2 separate regions of the Homo sapiens genome follow, and region 1 is linked to region 2. Evidence: read pairs that join two places in POLR2A ChIA-PET (ENCODE). Cell type or tissue: B cell. All regions are shown on one strand. Each heading gives the region's core, and the rest is flanking DNA. Links, peaks and the distances in the headings are about the cores only.

Region 1 (4,402 bases), core at 297-4,296, 100 kb before region 2:
GCCTGGACGACAAAGCTAGACTACGTCTCAAAAAAAAAAAAAGACTAACATTACATTGATATGGAGTATTACCTGCCATAACCCCAAGCTCTCATTAACATTTTTGTTGCTAAATTATGTTATCAGAATCTCTGGTTGAATATAAATATTGAATTTCCTCCAAAGAGACTTTGTGAAATACAAATAGTATATAATCTTTTTCTGATGTGCTTCAGTAAAACAAATAAACAACTCAATCAGTATCTCAAAGTGACATACAAAGATTGTTAATATTACAAAAAGCTTTCTTTGTTTAGAAATTGATTCTTCTTAGGAATGGATTATCCTATTAGATTAAAATAACACTAAATTTAATAAATTTCATTTACATGTTACTGTAAATACACTCATGTATTTACTCGTAGGGGAGAGCATGAGGTTGTAGAGTTGGGGTCTTGTCTTAGTTTTGTCTCTAAACCTTTGTAATTTTAGGTAAATTATTTAATCTGCAGAAGGCTCATTTGTTCATCTGTGCATAGACGGTCTGGAGAAAAACATCTCTAAGTTTCATTCAGCAGTAAATTTACAGATTCTCTTTTAAGGAATACACCTATGGTAAAAAAAAAAAAGGGTATATATCAAAATAGAACTATCAAACCTTTAGCTAGAGTCTCAATTAATAAAAATTATAGAAAAAAATTACCTATATCTACCTGGTTATAGGCAGAAGTCAGACTAGTTCACTGCATTTCCTATTTTGTTACAGTTCATTTCTAATTAAAAATATAATAAAATGAAATGACGGATCTGAAATCCTTTTAATAAAATAGTTGTTTAAAAGACTAAGAAGAGAGAAACTGGCAAACAATTGTGCTCATGATTAGCTCAACATTAGAAAACTACAAAGGGGTCGGGTGCGGTGACTCATGCCTGTAATTCCAGCACTTTGGGAGGCTGAGGTTGGTGGATCATTTGAGGTCAGGAGGTTGAGACCAGCCTGACCAACATGGTGAAACCCCATCTCTACTAAAAATACAAAAAAATTAGCTAGGCATGGTGGCACACGCCTGTAATCTCAGCTACTTGGGAGGCTGAGGCTGGACAATCTCTTGAGCCCAGGAGGTGGAGGTTACAGTGAGCCGGGATTGTGCCACTGCACTCCAGCCTGGGCAACAGAGCAAGACTCCATCTCAAAACAAAACAAAACAAAACAAAACCAAAAAAAAAAAAAAAAACTACAGAGGAAGAGAAAGGCATCCTTAACATTTGGTACATAGAGTATTTTCTTGCTTAATTTTTCCTCCCTTTTGAATGCTTTTATGTATAATTCTCTGAAAGACAGAAGCCAGAGGTAATTCTAAACATGTTTTAGTTGATCAGCTCAATAATCAACATTTATTTAGCAAATGAATGAATTTGTTCCAGGTTTGGCAGCAACATTTTCAGTTGGTAATAGGGATCTTGCATGTCCCATTTGCTTAATTAGCTATTCTAGCCTTTAAAAAAATTGGGGTTAACGTTTCATTTTAGTTAAGTAGAATACGGGAATAAATTAGACTTAACCTATACTGGTATTCTTTACTGATATGAGTGGCAATAAAAATTACCAAAATAACCAATTCCACATATGCATAGAAATGAGAGGCCAAATAGCATTGTGGGAAGAGGACAAGAATCTGAATGGGGCTTAAAAATCATTCAAAGTAGAAATTCAAATACAAAATGGACACTGTGTCTGGATTTTTAGCCTTATAAATTGCCTTCCTGAAACTTATGCCATATTAACTTTAAGAATTTTAAGACATACACACATCATTACAAATAATCCTTTGAGGAAAAGTAATTCATAACACTCACAGCATATGTCATTTTGAATTGAGTGTTTCTTGTGTCTTATCTTTTGACCTGTTAGCTATGTTTGGTGTTGGGGGTTACTTCCTCCTTCTTGAAACTCTTCCCTCCTCTAATTCTAAGACTGGCTCTTTCTTACTTCTGCTTTCATTCCTCTGGGTAGTCCTCACTGCCCCTTGCCCTACTTGTTCCTCTTGCCTCTTAAATGTGATTCTCTTTCAGCTTCCATCTTTAGCCTTCTCTTCTTACTCTGCCCACTCTCATCTACTTCTATGGTTGAGATTGCTCTTAAGCATATACTCGGTGAACTCCCAACTCTACATGTTTCATAGGGTTTAGATCTGTGTCCCCACCCAAATCTCATGTTGAATTGTAATCCCTAATGTTGGAAGTAGGACCTGGTGAAAAGTGATTGGATCATGGGGTCAGAGTTCTCATGAATGGTTTGGCACTATCCCCCCTTGGTACTGTATAGTCAGTGAGTTCTCATGACATCTAGTTGTGTAGTGTGTAGCAGCTCCCACCACCCAGCTTTCTCCTGCTCCAGCCACAAGACATGCCAACTACCCCTTTGCCTTCTCCCATGATTGGAAGTTTCCTGAAGCCTCCCCAGAAGCCAAGCAGATGCCACCATGCTTCCTATACAGCCTGAGGAACTGTGAACTAATTAAGTCTCTTTTTTTTATACATTACCCAGTCTCAGGTATTTCTTTATAGCAATGTGAGAACTAAGACCTCCTTGTCAAATCTCCAGCTCTTTTCCAAGTGTTAGATTCATGAATGTTCCTCAAACTCAACAAATCTACAATGAAACGCATTATTTTTTTCTAATAACCTGATGATTTTTTTTTTAATTTTGCTTTCATGGGTCTCAATTCCTGAGAAGACCCCACACGAGTCTCTGTATTTTAAGTCCTAAAGCTACTTTCCAGCCCCCAGTGGCCAACCCATGCAGTTTTTTCCTTGCCACAGGTCCCAAAGAGGCAATGATCATCACTTTATCCCTTGGGGTTTCTGCTGTGCACAGGACTCAATATCCTCTCGCTGCCTCATCCCAAAAAGCAAAAGGTCTTCTTTTTTTACTTTCTTAATTAAAGCATTGTATCAGGGAACAGAAAGTATATTCTCAAAATAACACAATGGGAAGTGAAATCATTCTTTAACAAATATTCGTGGATTACTACTTACTCTGTGCCAGGTGCTGGAAAAGGGGACATTGGCCTTTAGTTGACCTCTAAGTCTTGGGGGAAGAGGTGTATGGAAGGGAGGATTTGAGCTTAAGCAAATAATCACAGAAACACACATGACATTCCAACTGCACCAAGGGCCATGAAGAAGTGGTTCACAGAGTGAGTCCATAATGGGCATAATGGGGCAATGTAGTCTAGGCAAGTAGCTTGTGAGAGGCTTCTCTGAGGTATCTTATCCTGAGCCAATATCTGAAAGATAATGTGGTAGATTGATTGTGAAACTTGTCCTGACTCTTTCCGTCCTTTTACAAGGTGACTCTGTGACTCTTGCCATCAGGAGAATCTTTTTCATGATCTTTTACATTTGGGCTGACTTTGTGACTTACTTTAGCCAATAGAATGCAGGAGAAGTGATATTCAGTCTGTCAGTTCTGAATGTAGACCTTAAGAGGCTTAGTGTGTGGCCATGGAATGGAACCAAGCTGGAAAACACTCTGCAGGATATTATCCAGGAGAACTTCCCCAATCTAGCAAGGCAGGCCAACATTCAAATTCAGGAAATACAGAGAACGCCACAAAGATACTCCTCGAGAAGAGCAACTCCAAGACACATAATTGTCAGATTCACCAAAGTTGAAATGAATGAAAAAATGTTAAGGGCAGCCAGAGAGAAAGGTTGGGTTACCCACAAAGGGAAGCCCATCAGACTAACAACTGATCTCTCGGCAGAAACTCTACAAGCCAGAAGAGAGTGGGGGCCGATATTCAACATTCTTAAAGAAAAGAATTTTCAACCTATAATTTCATATTCAGCCAAACTAAGCTTCATAAGTGAAAGAGAAATAAAATACTTTACAGACAAGCAAATGCTTGACAAAATGAGAGATTTTGTCACCACCAGGCCTGCCCTAAAGGAGCTCCTGAAGGAAGCACTAAACATGGAAAGGAACAACTGGTACCAGCCACTGCAAAAACATGCCAAATTGTAAAGGCCATCGAGGCTAGGAAGAAACTGCATCAACTAACGAGCAAAATAACCAGCTAACATCATAATAACAGGATCAAATTCACACATAACAATATTAACCTTAAATGTAAATGGGCTAAATGTTCCCACTAAAATGCACAGACTGGCAAATTGGATAAAGAGTCAAGACCCATCAGTGTGCTGTATTCAGGAAACCCATCTCATGTGCAGAGACACACATAGTCTCAAAATAAAGGGATGGAGGAAGATCTACCAAGCAAATGGAAAACAAAAAAAAAGGCAGGTGTTACAATCCTAGTCTCTGATAAAACAGACTTTAAACCAACAAAGATCAAAAGAGACAAAGAAGGCCATTAAATAATGGTTAAGAGGTCAATTCAACAAGAAGAGCTAA
Region 2 (4,402 bases), core at 131-4,130:
TAGGAGGCAACAACAGACACACTCCTGCACTCATGAAGCTCACAGCTTAGTAGAAGCCTCAGAGAGCCTCAAATAATCAAGCAAATACACATAAAATTAGAGTTGGATCAGGCTGCAGCGGAAGGATTCGCATGCAGCGCTATGAGAACACGTAGTAGGGAAGTAAACCTAAGTTAGGGGGTCAGGGAAGAAATCTTGAGGAAAAGACGAATGAGCAGAGATCTCAAGACTAAGTGGGAGCAAGAATTGCTCATGATAAAGTGCCACATTGTTGATGATAAACAGAAGTGTTACAACCTAATGTGATCATATAGCCATTCAGTGGAATGCCACCCAGCTATTATCATGATGGAGGTACTACCTTGGAAGCAAGTCCAACATGCATTGCTAAATGGTATAGCATTGTATTTTATATGATTCCATGTACATTAAAAATGTTCCATATGCATAGAAAAATGTTGGATGCACACACACATGTATATCCATTAGCATATATATTGATTGTTTGCAATGGGGGCTATGGTAGATTTTCACTTTCTACTTTAAGTATTTCTGCAATGTTTGAATTTTGTACAACTCTGTTATGTTTATAGTCATAAAAATAATAAAAGTAGTTTTTTTTTGAGACAAGGTCTCACTCTGTCACCCAGGCTGGAGTGCAGTGGTGCAATCATGGCTCACTGCAGCTTTGACCACCCCGGGCTCAGATGATCCTCCTGAGTAGATGAGACTATAGGTGCACTAGGTGCACACCACCATGCCCAGCTAGTTTTTTTTGTTTTGTTTTGTTTTTGGCAGACACAGGTTTCACCATGTTGCCTGGGCTGGTCTTGAACACCTGGGCTCAAGCCATCCACCCACCTCAGCCTCCCAAAGTGCTGGGACTACAGGCATGAGCCACCGTGCCCGCCTAATAAAAGTTATTTTTAAAACTATGGTCTACAGCTTACAATTGGCATGGGGAATGAAGTACCCACACACATATGCACACATAATACATTATGTGTTTCAAGTATGGATAATTCTGATGTTGGAGTATGTAGTCACCTCAAATGATATTTCAAAATATGCATTAAACCATGTGTTTTGAGACTATTTAGCATCATCATTATTAGTGAGTCTGAACTGATAAAACAAAAACCGCCTCTGATGGCACTAAATTTCAACTAAGTCTGGCTGGGAAGGGAGAGATTAGATTATTTCTTGAGATCTCCATCTTTTTCACCAGTTTCCTAAGGACTGTAGTTCATATGGCAAGACATTTTGTTAAAGGGATTGAAAACCTTCTGTAGGTCCAGTGAGCCATGGGCCTTAGAAACTTACCAGGCTCTCATCCTTCAACATTGCCGAGAGTTTGTTAAAACTACCATAGAGAATTGCTGGGCCCAGTGGGTCTCAAACTTTCATGTGTATAGGAATCACTGGGAAACCTGTAAAATAATGGATTCCCAGGCTCCACTTTGGATCTGCTGAATAAGAATTTTGGAGGAAGGCTCGGGATCTGCATTTTAACAAGGTCGTTGGTGATTCTGAGCAAAGGAGCCCTGGACCCCATGTTAGGAAACATAATCCCCTTTGAATCCAACCAATCAACCTCTGCCTTGACAAAGAGGGTGTTGCTGGTTTGAGACGAAGAAAATCCAAGAACAAGAAATCCTCTAGTAGAAATTTCCTTCCTAACGGATTTTGATGAGTAAATAAAAGGAGAATCTGAATCCTTTTGGCAGAAATGCTTTTCCTCTTTCCTTTTTCTCAGATTTTACAAAAGGCATCTCAATAATAGCGGTTTTAACTCCTCATCCACTTTCTTAGTGAACATTGGCTTATTAATTTAAAACAGTTCCTTTGTCATTGGATATAGTTAGCACCCTTCGTGTTCTTAGGACAGTTGTGTGATTATGTCACAGGGAACCCATTTTAATGGTGGGGTGTGGTGTGGAGGGGAAGTCCTGTCGGTAAAGAGAGAGCACTGTACTTTCCTGATCTTACACTGAAAATTATCAATGGTATAGTCACAACAGTGACCAATTTATAGAGGAGACCACTGCAGCCCTGTTATTATACCTATTTTTATCATTTAAATATTACCTAATATTTTTAAAAAATTCATATTTTTTAGTTTAAGAAAGAGTACATTACTTTTGTGACATTAAAATTAGTGAATTTATTTAAAAATGAATTAGATAACTGCATATGTAATAGAAATATTACTTTATAAAATTATATGACAAATACAAAATAATTATACTTAATACAAAGTCTGTGCCACCTGTGAATTTGCAAGCACAGAATCAATCAACTCATTTTTCTTTTTTTGAGATGGAGTCTCACTCTGTCACCCAGGCTGGAGTGCAGTGGCGTGATCTCAGCTCACTGCAACCTCCGCCCCCTGGGTTCAAGCAATTCTTCTGCCTCAGGCTCTCGAGTAGCTGGGATTACAGGTGTGCGCCTGACGTCCAGCTAATTTTTTGTATTTTTAGTAGAGAGGGGGTTTCACCACGTTGGCCAGGCTGGTCTCAAACTCCTGACCTCGTGATCCGCCTGCTTTGGCCTCCCAAAATGCTGGGATTATTAGGCGTGAGCCACCGTGCCCAGCCAAATCAACTAATTTTTATTACTTTCCACTCTCTTTCTTTTTCTCACTTTCAACAAATACTCAGCGAAGCAACAGGAAATATTGCCACCCTTTTCAGAAGGCCCGGATTTCCCATCATGACATAAAATGAGCAGGTTTGAAGATGGAATAATGTAAATGATTACGTTTTTCCTCCCCTCCAAATAATTATTTCTAATCCCGAGTAAATCTCCAATAAATATTTTAAAATAGCATTGCTTATTTGCCCTGATCCCAAAAGAAGTATGTATTCATTTTTTTTTACAGATTATTAGCCAGGTGTGGTGGTGCATACTTGTAATCCTAGCTACTCGTGGTGGCACATACCTGTAATCCCAGCTACTCGGAAGGCTGAGGCAGAAGAATTGCTTGAACCCAGGAGGCTGAGGTTTCAGAGAGCCAAGATTGCACCACCACACTCCAGCCTGGGTGACAGAGCAAGACACTGCCTCAGGAAAAAAAAAAAAAAAAAAAAGTCAGAAAAGTATAGAAAATAAAATTATTTACCATTATTAACGGTAATTAACAGTTAATTATTTTAATTTTATTTTCACTATCTAGAAACTATCTCACTATCTAGAAACTACACTATTTGGAAACTACAGTTAATGATTTAGTGCATTTCCTTTCAATTTTCATATTACTATACATGAAATTATATTTTATATCATAAAATTTATACAATTATGTTTTTTTAAATAGTCAATTCAATACCAAGAACATTTTACCAAGCCATTAAATATTCTTTGAGAATGAACTTTAAAATTGGGTCTCCAGTTTCCCACCATCTGGGGCTACCATAGTTTAAGTAACTCTTCCCCTATAGTTGGACTTCTCAGTAGCTTCCACATTTTTTCTAATAAAAATAGGATTAAAAATATTTTATTGGCTGCCCTCAGAGTTCTGTTTAGAGAGGAAATTATCTTTGTTCAGGAAACTTGCATGATGAACTGCTTTCATTGGTCAAGGAACTTTCAGAAAATGAATATCAAGTCCAATTTGAAGGTGTTTGTATTGTTGCGATTTAAAACACTCTCTCCTACCTCAACCCAACATAATGAGCTGCACTCCTTTGCTTTGTGTGAGAGGTTTGAGGGAGAATCAAGGAAAGGGTTTGAGTTATACGGGAGTCATGCATGAGATCGAATGTCTAGAGGTGAGCAGAAGTGACAGTGAAGTGTTAAGTGCCCAGGAATTTGCAGAAATATCAGAAAAGGGCGCTGTGCTTCCCTAAGGACATAGAACTAAAGGCTCAGGCCAATTTTATTTTAATTTTAAAAGGTCAAGATGACCTCAGCTGACATCTATGAAAGAAATAACACTGACAAAAGAGCACAAAGTTGGATTTTGTTGTTTTGATCCATTGGAGTGTCTTTGTCTTCTCACAGAGGAGATTTGAACACATACATGTATGTTATCTCGTGTCATGCTTTCGGTTAAAAAATACTCTTCATGCTCTTAGAATTTTATTTTTTATTTTTTACTTTAGTTATAATGACTATGTTGACTTTGCTCTTTACACCCTCCAGTGATTTGGAAGTCACATATTGTCATAGGTCAGGATCCCCAAGAAACAACCGGAGATCTGCACGTGGAGGTTTGCTGGAAAGTGTACTCCAGCGGCAGCATTTATAAGGAGGTGAGGGATGTAGGATTGAGCTGAGAGAGAAGTTGCCTCAGCTAAACTTATATGGAGCTCTGAGATTGAGATGGCCCTTCCAGAATGTTCCAAACTGAGGTGTGGGGGTGGAGGGGGTCGAGGGGCAGCTAGGTATATAATATTTATAT

Evidence for each region. ChIA-PET counts read pairs that join two places held together with the same protein. Peaks named below come from ENCODE experiments on the same cell type or tissue, not always from the same donor. Only the 100,000 strongest peaks of a DNase experiment are listed, where the experiment ranks them.
Region 1: POLR2A ChIA-PET joins it to region 2 with 9 read pairs; 2 of 35 experiments call an interaction of 5 or more read pairs at or near these places.

The regions. Positions count from the first base shown.
Region 1 is chr10:22,740,945-22,745,346 of GRCh38, forward strand. No RefSeq gene overlaps it. Among named protein-coding and RNA genes, the nearest start is that of PIP4K2A, 29 kb to the left of the region's middle. In B cell, for the core only: no CTCF peak of the experiment used is centred there; a DNase peak (open chromatin) is centred at 1,967; H3K27ac peaks cover 1,042 bases.
Region 2 is chr10:22,840,762-22,845,163 of GRCh38, forward strand. No RefSeq gene overlaps it. Among named protein-coding and RNA genes, the nearest start is that of ARMC3, 85 kb to the right of the region's middle. In B cell, for the core only: no CTCF peak of the experiment used is centred there; no DNase peak of the experiment used is centred there.